Linked DNA regions of Homo sapiens: regions 2 and 3 are each linked to region 1. A link is a loop called in an ENCODE intact Hi-C map of the cell type or tissue named here. Cell type or tissue: B cell. All regions are shown on one strand. Region 1 holds the start of PCSK4 (proprotein convertase subtilisin/kexin type 4). Region 2 holds the start of MEX3D (mex-3 RNA binding family member D). Region 3 holds the start of MBD3 (methyl-CpG binding domain protein 3).

Region 1 (5,000 bases):
GCGTCGTTGCTGCCGCGGGTGACTGCAGGTCCCCGGGTCCCCACCCCACTCTCTCCCCCATCCCTGTTCTAGATCCTTCTATCTCTCTCCTGCATCACTTCCTTATTTTTTTTCTTTTTTTGAGACAGAGTCTTGTTCTGTCGCCCAGGCTGGGGTGCAGTGGCGCAATCTTGGCTCACTGCAACCTCTGCCTCCTGGGTTCAAGCGATTCTCCTACCTCAGCCTCCCAAGTAGCTGGGACTACAGGCGCACACCACCATGCCCGGCTAATTTTTGTACATTTAGTAGAGATGGGGTTTCGCCATGTTGATCAGGCTGGTCTCGAACTCCTGAGCTTAAGTGATCTGCCTGCCTTGGCCTCCCGAAGTGCCGGGATTACAGGCATGAACCACCACGCCAGGCCTGGCTTCTCTCTTGCAAACCACATCAGGAACTGGCCACTGCTCTCCCTCCCGGTGCTGTAAGCAGGCAGCTGTCCAGTCCTGTTCAAGGCACTTCCTGGCCTCCGAGGGCTTCCCAGGCTCCATCCCAACCCCTCAGCTTGACATCCCAGGCATTTTCTAGACAGGGCCCAGCCCGATGGGACCCAGGCCCCTTTCTGAGCGCCTGGACACTGCGTCCTGAGGGCCACTGGGTGACTGTAAGCCTCCTACTTTTTTTTTTTTTTTTTTTGAGACGGAGTCTCGCTCTGTCGCCCAGGCTGGAGTGCAATGGCGCGATCTCGGCTCACTGCAAGCTCCGCCTCCCGGGTTCACACCATTCTCCTGCCTAAGCCTCCTGAATAGCTGGGACTACAGGCGCCTGCCACCATGCCCGGCTAATTTTTTTGTATTTTCAGTAGAGACAGGGTTTCACCGTGTTCGCTAGGATCTCGTCTCGATTTCCTGACCTTGTGATCCGACCGCCTCCGCCTCCCAAAGTGCTGGGATTACAGGCGTGAGCCACCGCGCCGGGCCAAGCCTCCTACTCTTTGGAACCCATTACGGTGTCGTAAAATCCCCTTCCCTCCATCCCATGACCTAGACGGTGGGGAAGTCACGCCGTCTGTCCCTCCTTACCAGAGCCCCTGGGGCCCAGAGGAGGGAGGGGGAGGACAAGAGGTGCCCACTGTGTACCAGGCCCTGGCAGGCGCCATGATTTCCGTATCTGGGTCTTCCTGCCTCCTCTTGCTGTATAGACTTGGGGCCCGGGCGGGTCTGAGCCACAGAAAGCACACAGCTGTTCATAACAACCACGAGAACCACAGAAGATGGCTGGTGGCCCCAGGAGGCAGCTGAGACCCCGGGCAGGGGGTTGGCCTCCAGGCCAGGCTCACCTTGGGGTTTTTCTTCAGGTGCAGGCGGTGGCCCCAGTGCGGGGTCAGGGACTGCTGGACCACGCCCCGGTGCCGCAGGTGAAAGTACTGCCCGTCAGGGAAGATCTGGGGATGTGGGGAAGCGGCCGCACCGATGGGACCCGGCTCCCCTGCTGAAGCCCCCGAGGGCCGGTAACAGCCCCCTTCTTTGTCCTTCCCCAGCAGGTGCTCTCTGGGAGTCCCAGAAGCTGAGCTTGGCTGAGGCAGGGGTGGGCTGGGACTCTTGATATTTAGAAGACCTTGTGGGCTCCCTCCCCCTTGTCGGGGTCTAGGGTTGTTCAGTCCCCTCCAAGCCCCCACTTCCCGTCTATCCCGGTCCCACCCACCGGCCCCAGGTTGACGAAGCCGAATTTGCGTGCCAGGCGCTCGACCTCCCGGTTACCCTGGGACACCTGGACGGCCCAGCTGCTGACATAGATGGGGGCTCGGACCGGGGCCCACCCCACAGCCCGGGGGCGGACAAGGGCCAGGGCCAAGACCAGGCGCAGCCACAGCGCAATCGGGGCGGGCCGCATGGAGGCGGGGCGGGAGCGGGGCCTGCGCAAATCCCCTCCCTCCCGCCAAACCGCCGAGTGGGCCCAGGCGTCCGACCCGCCCCCGGCGCCATAGCAACGCAGAAGGCTTCGACTCCCAGGGGGCCTTGCGGCTACTCAGCCAGGAGGGGCGCGAAGATCTAACAGAAGCGGGAGAGGGACGCACGCCTGCCCGTCTTCCGCAGACCCACACCCTCGGGAGCCTCAGTTTTCCCATTTGTACAACGACAAGACTAACCCAGAGAAGCGGGTTCACTGTTGCGATAACGCGTCCTACCCTTTGTTTGACCTCTCCCACTTTCCAACACACCCCTCCTTCGAGAATCAGCCCGGCCTCCTGTCCGGCCTAATCAGAATCATTCTTTTGCGTAATCCCGCCTCCTCCGATAAGCCTCGCCCCGTTCCCGCCCCTACCATTCCGCCCTGCCTCCTTTGTGATCAGCCCCGCCCTCCACTGGTCTCGCCAATGAATCGCGTCCCGTTTCTCCAATCGGCTCGGATGTTTCTTTAGCCCCTCCCCCCGGTTCCGCCCCCCCACGCCTCTCCTCGCCCTGGCTCCACCCTTCAGCCAATAATCCCATCCTCTGACACCGCCCTTCCAATCAGCTACGTCTCGCTCCGGCCCGGCCAATCGGTGCCCTGGGCCGCCGCGCCCCGCCCTCTCCCGGCGGGGTCTGGGCAGCGGCGGCCGTGGCGGAGGGCTATGCGGCGGGGGAGACGGGGCAGGCCCCTCCTCCTTTGTCCGCCCTGCCCTCCCATTGGTCCTAGCGGGGGGCCGGGGGCGGACACCGGCGCGGGGCCGGAGCATCGCGGCTCAGGCTGCGGGAAAGCGGTGCGCGTGCAGCGGGGTGGGTGCCCTGGTCCGCGGGCGAGCTCGAGCAGCCAACCCCGGGCGCGTCGGGGCCATGGACGGCCTGAGGCAGCGCGTGGAGCACTTCCTGGAGCAAAGGAACCTGGTCACCGAAGTGCTGGGGGCGCTGGAGGCCAAGACCGGGGTGGAGAAGCGGTATCTGGCTGCAGGTGAGCCGTCGGCGCTAGCCCGTTTCGCCGACGGGCACACCGAGGCCATGGGCCTGGGGGTCGCAGACCGGACTCCTTCCCCGGCTACGGGGTCCGGTCCGGCCGGTGGAGCGCGCGAGGTGACTGGGACCTCGAGGTCCGCCCGCAGCCCTTCCCTTGCCCGCGCCCTGCGACCCTGCTCCCGGGCCACCCCTCTCTAGCTTCCGCCCCTGGCCGCCCCCCGACGCCTCCTTCCGGGCGCTGGGTGCCTGCCATGCCGAAGTCCGGTTCTTCCAGTTGCCCAGTGGCCCCAGAGGGGTCGGGATGCCAGTGTCCTGCGCGTTTCGCCGTCCCCCTTCCCCCGTGGACCCCGGCCTGGCTGCAACAGTAGAGATCTTCCCGTTTTTCTGAGGGGAGGCTCCTGGCGGGAAGGGGAACGGACCGTCCTGGGGGCCTGCCCAGGACCCTTCTCCTTTCCTCCTCCTCTCCTGCCCTAGCTCACCTTCCCCCAGCTCAATGGCTTAGTGCCACCGAGCGTAAATGTTTGTTAAGACGGAGTTGGGTTGTCTGACGGCTGTGATGTGGGGAGGCTGGACTGGGGCCCACAGAGCCGGAGATCCAGGCACCCCGATTGTGACTCCATTACAGTTCTTCCGTGACTTTCACCCTTGGTGACGCTGCGCGCCCCTTCCCCTTTCCAAATCTCTAGCAAGAGCATGTAGTAAACGCTCCTTAAATGCCTCCCTCCCCACCTTTAAAACTTTTTTTTGAGACCGAGTCTTGCTCTGCTGCCCAGGCTGGAGTGCAGTGGTGTGATCTTGGCTCACTGCAACCTCCACCTCCTGGGTTCAAGCGATTCTCCTGCCTCAGTCTACCAAGTAGCTGGGATTACAGGTACCCACCACCATGCCCGGCTAACTTTTGTATTTTTAGCCGTTCAACATGGTGAAACGGGGTTTCACCATGTTGGCCAGGCTGGTCTTGAACTCCTGGCCTCAGGTGATCTGCCCACCTCGGCCTCCCAAACTGCTGGGATTACAGGCATGAGCCACCTTGCCTGGCCTAAAACTTTTTAAAATTAACTTTTTTAAGAGACAGGGTCTCACTATGTTACCCAGACTAGTCTTAAACTTCTGGGCTCAAGCGATCCTCCTGCCTCAGCCTCCCAAAGCTCTGGGATTACAGGTGGAAGCCACTGCACCCAGCCTTTCTTCCGTTTGTGTGGTGCTCCCAGCCCCACTGGCTCTGCCTTCTCTTCCAGGAAGCTCCGCAGAATGACTCACAAGGACTTGCTCTGGGCCTGGGGTATTCTGGGTAGAGGACAGTGCCACTTTTTTGAGCACCTTCTGCAGGTGGATCCCAGGAGTCCAGTTCCCCCCCAATTTTCCCACCATCTGGGGGTTCCCATGCCAGGCAGCGCCAGAACAGTCTGAAGTCTGTGCCCACACCCTGGAGGTCCCCAGGTGCCTGGTCCCATGTGCAGCGCAGCAGGTGGCATGGGCATGGCCCGGCTGTGCCTGCCCCCGGGAGCAGGTCCCTGACCTCTGCCCTCCCTTTCCACATCCCTGGGGCTAGTGGGCAGGAATTTAGGTCGTAGAGCGCCCAGGAGGCAGGCAGCAGGGAGGGGCTGCCTGGGGCACCGTGTCACCAGAGACGAAACTGAGGCACAGGGAGGCAGGGGCTGCCTCTGTGCCTGTTCTGTCTGAAGCATACAGTCCTCCACCCTGCCCACCCCCAGTCCCATCTGCTGCTAATCTTGGGGGCTGGGCCTCCCTCCACAGTTCTGATGTCCAAGGTCATCCTCCCGTCGCTGAAGCTGCAGGAAAAGGGATTTAGGGGAGGGACGCCCTGGGAGAGTCATTCCTCCCCACGAGCCAGGCCCGGGGAGAGATGGCAGTCCCTCATCCCCATCTCCCACCTCCTTTAAATTGACAAATCCCACACCCCTGGGTAACATACGAAGAAACTCAGAGGGGACAGTGACTGGGAGGCCACTCCTGGGACCAGCTGGGGGACTCCTCCTACCCCTGACCTTGGGTGCTTTTGGATAAAGACTAAAGCAGGTGGGAGGGGCTGGGGGGACTTGGGCCTCTGCCCTTTGGTCCAGAAGTGGC
Region 2 (5,000 bases), 78 kb after region 1:
ACAGGCTCCCAGACACTCCGCACAGGGCAGCTGTCCCGTTCTAGGCCCTGGGTATGGGACATGGAGGCCGGGTGGAAGGCCTCAATGGGGAGGCAGTAACAGGATGGTAGGGCGCCCTCCTGCCAGGGGGTCCCACCAAGGGCAGCCAGCAGGACTGAGACAGAACCCAGTCCCTCCCCACCCACCACTCCAGAGCATGCTTCCTGGGGCCAGCACCATGCCTGACCCTCCGTGGGTCCCCACATGAGCTGGACAAATGAACGACCAAAAGACAGGAGGCTGTGGTGCCCCACCCACCTGGACCGAGGGAAAGGGCGGAGGGGAGGGCGCCCTGGTGGTCCCCCGCCTGAGGCCAGGGCCATAGATGACCTTGCAATCCCAGCCCCCCACACCTTTCTCTGGCCTGGATTCCCGAGGGCCCCGGGGAGGCAGGGACCCCCAGCCCAAGTGTCCTGCGGCCCCACCACCAGCCCCGCCAAGGCCCCACCCCAAGTTCTAGAACCTGGCTGATCACTGGCGGTCAGCGGGGACCCAGGAGCGGGGAGGGGTGGCGGGAAGGCAGGAGAAAGTTGAGGGAGGCAGGCGGGCGGGTGGCTAACGGGGTGGTGGGTGTGAGCTGGGCCAGGCACTGCCCACCACCCGCCCGCCCGCCCCGCAGCTCGGGGGCCAATGAGCAGCGGCCGGCCTGATGTCACCCTGCAAATCTCAGCCTCGCTCTCTAACAAAGAGAACAATGGGGCGGCCAGAGGGAAGCTCCGACGATGCCACCGCTGGACCCCACACCCGGGGCCTGCCGCCCGCCGGCCTGCCCAGCAGGCTGCACCCCAGAAGTGGCTTTGACAGCCGGTCCTTCCCCAGGCCCCGAAATCCCTGACTCGGGGCCAGAGAGTGGAGCAGGGACCCTCTCCTGCCCGGTCCCGTCCCCACCCCAGTCAGGGCCCCAGGCTGGAGACTGAGACGTGCGCTCTTTGTACTGTCAGCCTTCTCTCCCGGTCCTGCAGGCGGCCCCCCTAAGCCACCCCTAAACCTGCGCTTGCCCCGCCCCGCCGCCTGTGCTGGGTGTGGGGCGCCCCCCGCCCGGCCGGAGCCCCGGGCCCTCGAGCCCCTCTCTGGGGTGCCCCTGCGGGCGGCCGAGGGCCTGGGCTGCGGCGCGGCTCCCCGGAGCCTTTCCGGGCTGGAGGCGGCCCAGACAAAGGCGGCGGCGGGGCCGGAGCGCGCAGGGGAGGAGCGCGGGCTGCGCCCAACTTTCTCCCGCGGCGGCTGCAGGACAAAGGCGCAAAGGCAGCGGCCGAGGCCGGAGCCCACGCGGGGCGTGTCCGGTGCGGGGCGTCCGGCGCGGGCTGGGCTGGGCTCGGGCGACCCCCTTCCCCGGGGCGGACGGTGCGGGGACCCCCAGGACAGCAACCCCCGACGAGGGCCACTCACCCTGGCGACCCACGATCTCGGCGACGTGCTCGGAGCTGGGCACCGGGACGCACTCGGTCATGTTGACGCTTTTCTTGCGGCTGCCGATCACGCTCATCTGGTCGGCCAGCAGCGTCGGGGGCCCCAGGGCCGCGGGGTGGGGCGCGAAGCCCGCGAACACGTCGGGGGGCGACGGCCGGGGCGGCGGCGGCGGCGGGGGACTCGCGTTGGGGTCCAGCAGCGGCAGCGACCCGGGGGCCACGGCGGGGGCCAGGGTCGGGGGCGCGCCGGCCTCAGGTCCGTCGGGGGGCACAGGCTCCGGAGCCGCCCCGCCGTCCGCGCCCCCCGCCGCCGCTGCGCCGTCCCCGGCCGCCCCCTCCTCGTCCGTGTCGCCAGCGCCCCCCAGCCCGAGCGCCGACAGCTGGTCCAGCGCCAGGCGGAGCGCGGCGGCCGCGTCGTCGGGTTCGGGCGGCGGCCGGGGCGCGGGCGCGGCCTCCTGGGCGCCCTCGGGCGGGGGCGCAGGTCCGGGTCCGGGGTCCTCCCCCGCCGCCCCCACGCCGCCGCCGCCGCCGCCCCCGCCCCCGCCGCCGTCGGGCTGGCCGAGCGAGCTGGGCATGGCGGGAGCTAGCGCTGGGGCCCGCGCTCCTGCCGCCCGCGCCGCCGCCGCCGCCCGCGCCGCCCTCCGCCTCTGCGAGCTGGGCCGCCGGCCGCCTGCATCCAGCGGCGGGGGCGGGCACGGGGGGCCGGGCGGGCGGGGCGGCGGCGGCGCGGGGCTGCTCGGGGCCGGGCCGGGCCGGGCCGGGCGGCGGCAGCGACTCTGGCTGCGGCTCGGCGGCGGCGGCGACGGCGGCGGCGGCTCCTCGGCGGCCGAGGCGGCGGCGGCGGCGCGGGACGCTCCTTCCCTCCCGCCGCCTCCCGCGGCCCCGCCCCGGCCCCGCCCCCGCGACGTCACGCCGCGGCCCAACAATGGGCGGCCCCCAGGGCGCAGGCGCGCGGGGCGGGGCCGGGGCGGGGCCGGCGCCGGGCACGTGGTCCAGGCCCCGCCTCCGCCCGGCGCTCGGGCGGGAACCCGGGCGCATCCGCACGTGCGGGCGCTGCTGCAGGTGTGTGCGGCTCAGCCCCTGCCTGGACAGCGCTCCCTCCCCAAGCCTGAGAGTCCCTGCCTCGCGCGCCCCAGGGCCCGAGGTCCCGCTCCCCAATTTCCCCTAGAGATCCGGGTCGCCCCCAAGCGAGGTCTCTTGCTCCACGCCCGCTTCCTTGTGCCAGGGACCCCCACCTCCCTGCATAAAGGCGTGGGGTCCTCTCCAAGTCCCCCTCGCGATCCCACTGGACTTCGAAGTCAGGCTCCTGCCCGCCCACCGCCTCTGTGCCAGGGTCCAACCCCCGCCCCACGGTGCACCCCCCAGGGCCTGGGGTCCCAGTCCCCAAGTACCCCTTGCTATCAGGTGGGCTTTAGGGTCAGGCCCCTGCCCCACCCCCAGCCTCTGTGCCAGGGACAGCTCCACAATCATGCACACCCCAGGGCCTGAGGTCCCTCTCCCCTAGTCTCTCCTAGCTCCCCTCTGGCTGGCTCCCGGCTTTGGGATCAGGCCACCTCCTCCACGCCACCTCCTCCGCCCCACCCAAGGCCACAGACCCGGTCTCTGTGCCCCCAGCCAGAGACCTCTCTACCACAGTGGTGCTTCCATGGCGAGGGCAGGCTCACACCAGCCAGAACCCTCCATGTGGAGCCCCACCCTCTTCTGGGGTGCCTTTCCCCGCAACGGGCGTTGTCCACCTCTAAAGCCACCCTTGCCGGGCGCGGTGGCTCATGCCTGTCATCCCAGCAGTTTGGGAGGCCGAGGCGGGTGGATCACGAGGTCAGGAGTTAGAGACCAGCCTGGCCAACATGGTGAAACCCCCGACTCTACTAAAAATACAAAAATTAGCCAGGCGTGGTGGCGCGCACCTGTAATCCCAGCTACTCAGGAAGCTGAGGCAGGATAATTGCTTGAACCCTGGAGGTGGTGGTTGCAGTGAGTCGAGATTGCACCACTGCACTCCAGCCTGGTTGACAGAGCAAGACTCCTCTCAAAAAAAAAAAAAAAAAAAAAAAATAGCCGCTTTCCCAGCGGCTCTTCCTCCAGCTGTCCTTCGGGGCCTTCCTTGCACCTGTGGGGTTTTTTGTGATAAACCTGTCTGGCTGGGTCTACCTGCCCCCCTCTTCTACCAGACCTGTCCCTGGCTGGCTGTGCAAACTTGGACCGAAGGCAGGGCTCTCTGGGCAGGAGTGGGGCAGCCTGCCCCTTTGCCTAGCAAGGCTTCTCCTCTGTCCCCTCCCCCCGCCTCACACACCCTGGGTCCCCCTCAGCCACTCTTCTAGTCCCTCAGCCACAGCCACCCACTGCTGGGCCCTTCACTTTTGGTGGCTTCTCTGCCCACTTCTTCCAGGCAGGCAGGGTCAGGATCCCCCTGCCTGGAGCCCTTCCCCACCCAAAATCTCTCTCCTGACCCCAGGCTGCATCCAGCCCCACTTCCCCTCCTGGGGTCCTGGACTTCTCTTTCGTGCACGCCCATGCTTGGAATTGTTTTTCTATCTCTCTTTCTTTCTCTCTTTCTTTTTTTCTCTTTCTTTCCTTTTTTTCTTTCTTTCTTCCTTTCTTTCTTTTCTTTTTCTTTCTTTCTCTTTCCTTTCTTTCTCTTTTTTCTTTTCCTTTTCTTTCTTTCCTTTTTTTCTTTCTCTTCCTTTTCTTTTTTCTGTCTTTCTTTCCTTCTTTCTTTTCTTTCTTCTCCTTCCTTCCTTGCTTCCTTCCTTTTCTTTCATCCTTTATTTCGTTCTTCATTTCTTCTTTTCTCTCCCTTCCTTCCTTCCTTCCTTCTTTCTTTCTTTTTTTTTTTTTAGACGGAGTCTCGCTCTGTCACCCAGGTTGGAGTGCAGTGGTGCAGTCTTGGCTCACTGCAAGCTCCGCCTCTGGGTTCACGCCATTCTCCTGTCTCAGCCTCCCGAGTGGCTGGGACTACAGGTGCCTGACGCCACACCCAGCTAATTTTTTGTATTTTTTGTAGAGACAGGGTTTCACCGTATCAACCAGGATTCTCCCTTCCTTCTCTGCTCCCCTCCCCTCTCCTCTCCTTTCCTTTTCTTTCTTTTTCGGACAGAGTCTTGCTCTGTTGCCCAGGCTGGGGTGCAGTGGCTATTCACAGGTGTGACCCCAGGACAGATCAGCATGAGAGCTTTGACCAGCTCCGTCTCTGACTTGGGTAGGTTCAGCCCTCCTTAGGCAACCTGGTGGTCCTCCCAGTCCAGGGAGGTCATCATATTAATGTAGACGCTGGATCAGCATAGCTCACTACAGCTCAGAACTCCCGAGCTCAAGCAATCCTCCCGCCTCAGCCTCCTGAGTAGCTGGGACCACAGGTGTGCACCACCACACCGGGCTACTTTTTGTATTTGTAGAGACAGGGTCCTTTTTGTTGCCCGGGCTAGTCTTGAACTCCTAACCTCAAGCAATCCTCCTGCCTCAGCCTCCCAAACTGCTGGGACTACAGGTGGGTAACACTATGCCCAGCCACTTGCAATTATTAATGGCATTGTCAGCCGGGCGCCGGGCGCGGTG
Region 3 (5,000 bases), 100 kb after region 1:
CTGACGCAGAATTGGGTTGAACCCAGGAGGCAGAGGTTGCAGTGAGCCGAGATCATGACACTGCACTCCAGCCTGGGCGACAGAGCAAGACTGTGTCTCCAAAAAAAAAAAAAAAAAAAAAAGGTGTAAGGCGAACAAGAGACACACACAGACCACAGCCTGGTTGTTAAGACTGGGGGTGGGCGCACAAGGCAGTGGTAAATGGGCCTGGGGTTCTTTCTAGGGTGATGGAAATTCTAAAATTGAATCTGAGGATAGCTGCCTATATCCGTAAATATGTGAATATGCTGAAAAACCATTGACTCGTGCACTTTAAATGACTGTATTGTATGGTACATAAAACTGTATCTCGATAACACCTTCTCAAAAAGAATAAATGCAGTGGCTCACACCTGTAATCCCAGCACTTTGGGAAGCAAAGGAGGGCCAATCACCTGAGATCAGGAGTTCGAGACCAGCCTGACCAACATGGTGAAACCCCATCTCGACTAAAAATACAAAAGTAGCCGGGCGTGGTGGCACATGCCTGTAATCCCAGCTAGCTGGGAGGCCGAGGCAGGAGAATTGCTTGAACTCAGGAGGTGGAGGTCGCAGTGAGCCCAGATTGCAGCATTGCACTGCAACATTGCACTCTAGCCTGGGCAACAAGAACGAAACTCGGTCTCAAAAAAAAAAAAAAAAAAAAAAAAGAAGGCAGGCGCAGTGGCTTTCATCTGTAATCCCAGCACTTTGGGAGGCCAAGGAGGGCAGATCACCTGAGGTCAGGAGTTCAAGACCAGCCTGGCCAACATGGTGAAACCCCGTCTCTATTAAAAATATAAAAATTAGCTGGGGGTTGTGGTGGGGGCCTGTAATCCCAGCTACTCAGGAGTCTGAGGCAGGAGAATCGCTTGAACTCAGGAGGTGGAGGCTGCAGTCAGCCGAGATTGCACCACTGCATTCCACCCTGGGTGACAAAGCGGGACTACTTCTCAAAATAAATAAATAATAATGAACATAAAAAATTAGCTGGGCATGGTGGCACATGCCTGTAGTCCCAGCTATGCTGGAGGCTTAGGAGGCAGGATCGCTTGAGCCCAGGAGGTCAAGGAATGCAGTGAGCTGTGACTGCACCACTGCACTCCAGCCTGGGTGACAGAACAAGACCCTGTCTCACAATGAATAAATGAATGAATGAATGCAAATGCAAGATAGAGGGGGTTAGTGGTTACCAGGGGCTGGGGGAGTAACAAGTGGGGAGTGACTGCTAATGAGGACAGAGCTGCTTTTCAGGGTGATGAGAATGTTCTGGAATTAGATAGCGGTGATGGTTGCACAACTTTGTCAATGTACTAAAAACCACTGGGGGCCGGGTGTGGTGGCTCAGGCCTGTAATCCCAGCACTTTGGGAGGCTGAGGTGCTGGGGTCAGGAGTTCGAGACCAGTCTGGCCAACATGGCGAAACCCCTTCTCTACTAAAAATACAAAAATTAGCCGGGCATGGTGGCAGACGCCTGTAATCCCAGCTACTCGGGAGGCTGAGGCAGAAGAATCGCTTGAACCCGGGAGGTGGAGGTTGCAGTGGGCTGGGATTGCGTCACTGCACTGTGGCCTGGGCCAAGAGTGAAACTCCATCTCCAAAAAAAAACCCCACTGAATTGTACATTTCTAAAAAGTGGCTTTGGCCAGGCAGTGGCTCATGCCTGTAATCCCAGCACTTTGGGAGGCTGAGGCGGGTTAACTGCTTGAGTCCAGGAATTCGAGACCAGTCTAGTCTAGGCAACACAGCAAAACCCCATCTCTATAAAAATAAGCCAGGTATGGTGGCACGTGCCTGTAATTCCCACTACTTGGGAGGCTGAGCTGAGAGGGTCGCCTGAGCCTGGGAGGTCAAGAATGCGTAAGCCGTGATTGTACCACTGCACTCCAGCCTGGGTGAGACCCTGTCTCAAAGAAAAAAAACAAAAAAGGTAGCTTTTGTGGAATGTGAATTATATCTCAATTTTAAATAAAGGTTATGCCCATCTATTGACACAAAATGATGTCCCTGAGATTTTATTCAATGAAAAAAGAACAGCCTTGATAAAACCACACGTATAGAAAAAAGTGGGCAACATGGCCTGAACTCTCCCCAGGCACCCCCAACAGAAAACGCAGTCTGGGAGCCTGCAGCCTCAGATGAAGGGCTGGGTTGAGGCCCCAGACCTGCAGAGGGCGGCTCTGGGCTGCCTGGCTTCACCCTCTGCAGAGAAACCTGAAATCTCTAGCCTGTAGAGGAGCTTCTCCCTGCTTTTCTCCACTGCTAGACCCTCATGCTCAGGGCCAGGGCCCAGAGTGGGAATGAGAGAGGTGGGGTGATGACAGCCTCAGGATACTCCGCTCAAGCTGGCCTTGGTTCTAGCTCCCAAGCTGCAGCCACCTCTTAGGGGGTTCCTGCTGCCTGGACGCCTCTCCCTGTCACTCAATGTCACGTCCTCAGAGAAGCCCTCCCTGACCCCAGTCTCATTCAGGCCCCGTCATCTGCCCTCCCAGATTTCAGCATGTGTCACTGCAGATCTCAGGACGTGTACAGGGTTCCAGCTCATAAGGGTACACATTTGGGGACCAAGTTTCCCCTCTCTTGCTGTCCTCCAACTTTCCAGGAACCAGTCCCTGAGCTCCTCCTGCAGGACGAGGCCCCACACATTGCTTCTGATCACAGCCATCCTTTCCCCGCTCACTTTTCTCACTTTATCTCCCCAAACCGGGACAGTCAAGAACCACAGAGGACCGAAGTGCACAGTGGACGGAGCGGTCGTTCTGCCCCTCCTTGGCTCGTGGAAACCACCCGCCCTCACCTGGGCGGTCTCCTGCCCACGACCCCGAGCTGTGGGAAAAAGGGGGACCAGCCGCACACCCCCCTTTACCCAGGTGCTCGGCACATGGCAGGCGTCCTCCGCTTTCCCCTCCTGGGGGACCTGAAGGCGCCACGGGACACTGAACCAAGGGGAGGGCGCAATCAAAGCTGGCCCAGAATCAAAAGCATCTTTCCCGAGCCAGGAAAAAAAAAAAAAAGAGGACAAACAGCAGGTGGCCGACTGTCTGGGACTTGGCTGCAGCAGGCGACTAAGTCTTTGTTCCACGGAGGGGGTTCCCTGCGACCTTTCAGAGCAGCGCCTTGTTCCAATTTGGGGACGGGGGGGTCTCTGAAAGCCTTCCACCACCAGTAACATCCACGCAAAGACTACCGTTAGGTGGGCTCGGAAAGTCGAAAGCCTCAGGTCTCCACCCTGAGGGGGCCACGACCCAAGAGGACCAGAGGCCTCGGAAGGAGTCAAGGGGAATACCTTTAAAAAAAGCAACGCTGCGTGGGAGACCAGTCACCCTGAGGCGCTTATTCCCAGGACTGGGGCGAGCCCAAGAACCCGTATTTTCACGCACGCCCTCCCCGATCCGCCCATGAGCCCTGCTCCCCGAAATCCCGGCTGGCCACCCCCTCGGGCTCCGCGCCACCCCAGGAGCGCCCCAAGAAGGCACCCCCTGCGTCTCACGGGAACCAAAGGGACAGCCCACCCTCCACCCCTGCCCCCCGGTAGCATCTGGCCGCCGCCAGGCGCCCCTGGCCCAGCGCGCACGAACAAAGGCCGCAGTCGCCGTCCGGCAGCCAGTCCCTGAACGGCCGGCCGAAAGCCATGCGGCCCAACAAGCGGCGCACGCGCACTGGGCCTCCGCGCGCCGGGCGCACACGCACGCAAGACGCACGCACGCACGCACGACGCACGCGCGGGGCCCAGGCCGCGGCCCGGGGCAGGGGCGCCGAGGCCGCCGCAGAGGCCGCTGGGAGGAGCCCGTTGAGGCCCTGCGCGGCCGGCGCGCTCATTCACCTATAGTAAAAGACATCCCTGTGGCCGGCCGACAGCCCCGACCTTCTGGGCACTTCTTCCCTCTCCCAGCCCTGCGGGAGCGCCGGGCACTCCCACCTCTTCCGCTCCATTGCGCCCGGCTCCTCGGCCCGCCGCCGGGCCCGCCGCCGCCGCCCGGACCCCCACTCGCCGCCGCCGCCTCAGCTGCCTCCGCTGCCGCTGCCGCCGCCGCCACTTGCCGCGGCTGTTCCGGCCCGCGGGCCCCCGCCCTCCGCCCCCAGCCGGGCGCGCGCCGGCTTTGCCGCCCTTTCGGCCCCCTCCCCGCGCTCGCCAGCCCCCGCTCGGGGGGCCCGCTCCGCCCACCCGCCCGCGCGGGGCCCCGCGCTGCGCAGCCGCGGCGCCATGCCCCCGCCCCTCTACGGCCCCGCCAATCAGCGCGCTGGGAGGGGGCGGGGCCTTAAGTGGCGTGCGCGCCTGCGCGCTGTGCCTTGCGAGCTGCCAGTGCCCAGCAGCTGTGCCCGGAGTCCGCGCGGCTCCTTTTACTGTGCCCTGTCTCTGCCGGCCGCCTGGTGCGCGTGCGCGGGGACATGCTTTCGGACTAGTGGGGTCCTTTCCTCCGACCTTTCTCCAGCCCAAGTCTTGGGGACTCTGGCCCAGTGACTGGACCTCGACTTCCCCGCCCTCCTGGTCTCCCAGCTTCCGAGCTTTTTACGAGCGTCCAAATCTGGGGGACTTCCCCCGTGACCACCCCTTCCACGCCCCCAAGTTCCCTCCAGTAGCTTTTTTTTTTTTGAGACGGGGTCTCTGTCACCCAGGCTGGAGTGCAGAGGCGCGATCTTGGCTCACTGTAGCCTCCGCCTCCCGGGTTCAAGTTGTTATGCCTCAGCCTCCCAAGTAGCTGGTTCCACGGACGGCTAATTTTTGTAGTTTTAGTAGAGACGGGATTTCACCATGTTGGCCAGGCTGGACTCGAACTCCTTACTTCAGGTGATCAGCCCACTTCGGCCTCCCAAAGCGCTGGGATTACAGGCGTGAGCCACTGCGCCCCGTCCAGCTGCTTTTTGAACCCTCAAAATCCAGGAATCTGAGCACCCCCCCCCAGCTCCCCGACCACCCCCTGCACCTTAGTCCAGCCACCATCTCTGGCCGGGAGAGTTCCAGGACCTTCCTGCGGAATCG

What was found. Hi-C counts contacts between places; a loop is a spot of excess contacts. Peaks named below come from ENCODE experiments on the same cell type or tissue, not always from the same donor. Only the 100,000 strongest peaks of a DNase experiment are listed, where the experiment ranks them.
Region 2: it touches region 1 in a loop (25-fold over the local background); 4 of 110 quality-filtered maps call a loop at or near these places.
Region 3: it touches region 1 in a loop (15-fold over the local background); 4 of 110 quality-filtered maps call a loop at or near these places.

What each region holds. Positions count from the first base shown.
Region 1 is chr19:1,488,478-1,493,477 of GRCh38, forward strand. It overlaps PCSK4 (proprotein convertase subtilisin/kexin type 4), which reads right to left and starts at 1,873. Exons shown (of 15, transcript NM_017573.5): 1 at 1,681-1,873; 2 at 1,316-1,420. The coding sequence starts at 1,869. It overlaps REEP6 (receptor accessory protein 6), which reads left to right and starts at 2,704. Exons shown (of 5, transcript NM_138393.4): 1 at 2,704-2,907. The coding sequence starts at 2,793. RefSeq lists silencers at 1,613-2,042, 2,263-2,802, 2,833-2,952. In B cell, no CTCF peak of the experiment used is centred here; DNase peaks (open chromatin) are centred at 1,315 and 2,354; H3K4me3 peaks cover 1,921 bases; H3K27ac peaks cover 668 bases; H3K27me3 peaks cover 714 bases.
Region 2 is chr19:1,566,039-1,571,038 of GRCh38, forward strand. It overlaps MEX3D (mex-3 RNA binding family member D), which reads right to left and starts at 2,287. Exons shown (of 2, transcript NM_203304.4): 1 at 1,426-2,287. The coding sequence starts at 2,020. It also overlaps the pseudogene RN7SL477P. RefSeq lists silencers at 2,287-2,476, 2,517-2,566. In B cell, CTCF peaks have their summits at 4,195 and 4,396; DNase peaks (open chromatin) are centred at 1,403, 2,413 and 3,696; H3K4me3 peaks cover 435 bases; H3K27me3 peaks cover 1,553 bases.
Region 3 is chr19:1,588,680-1,593,679 of GRCh38, forward strand. MBD3 (methyl-CpG binding domain protein 3) reads right to left here and starts at 4,186. Exons shown (of 7, transcript NM_001281453.2): 1 at 3,843-4,186. The coding sequence starts at 3,952. RefSeq lists enhancers at 2,210-3,199, 4,577-4,626 and silencers at 3,437-3,536, 3,677-3,976, 4,137-4,186, 4,257-4,326. In B cell, CTCF peaks have their summits at 2,159 (motif pointing right) and 2,362; DNase peaks (open chromatin) are centred at 2,342, 2,472, 3,772 and 4,262; H3K4me3 peaks cover 2,391 bases; H3K27ac peaks cover 2,062 bases.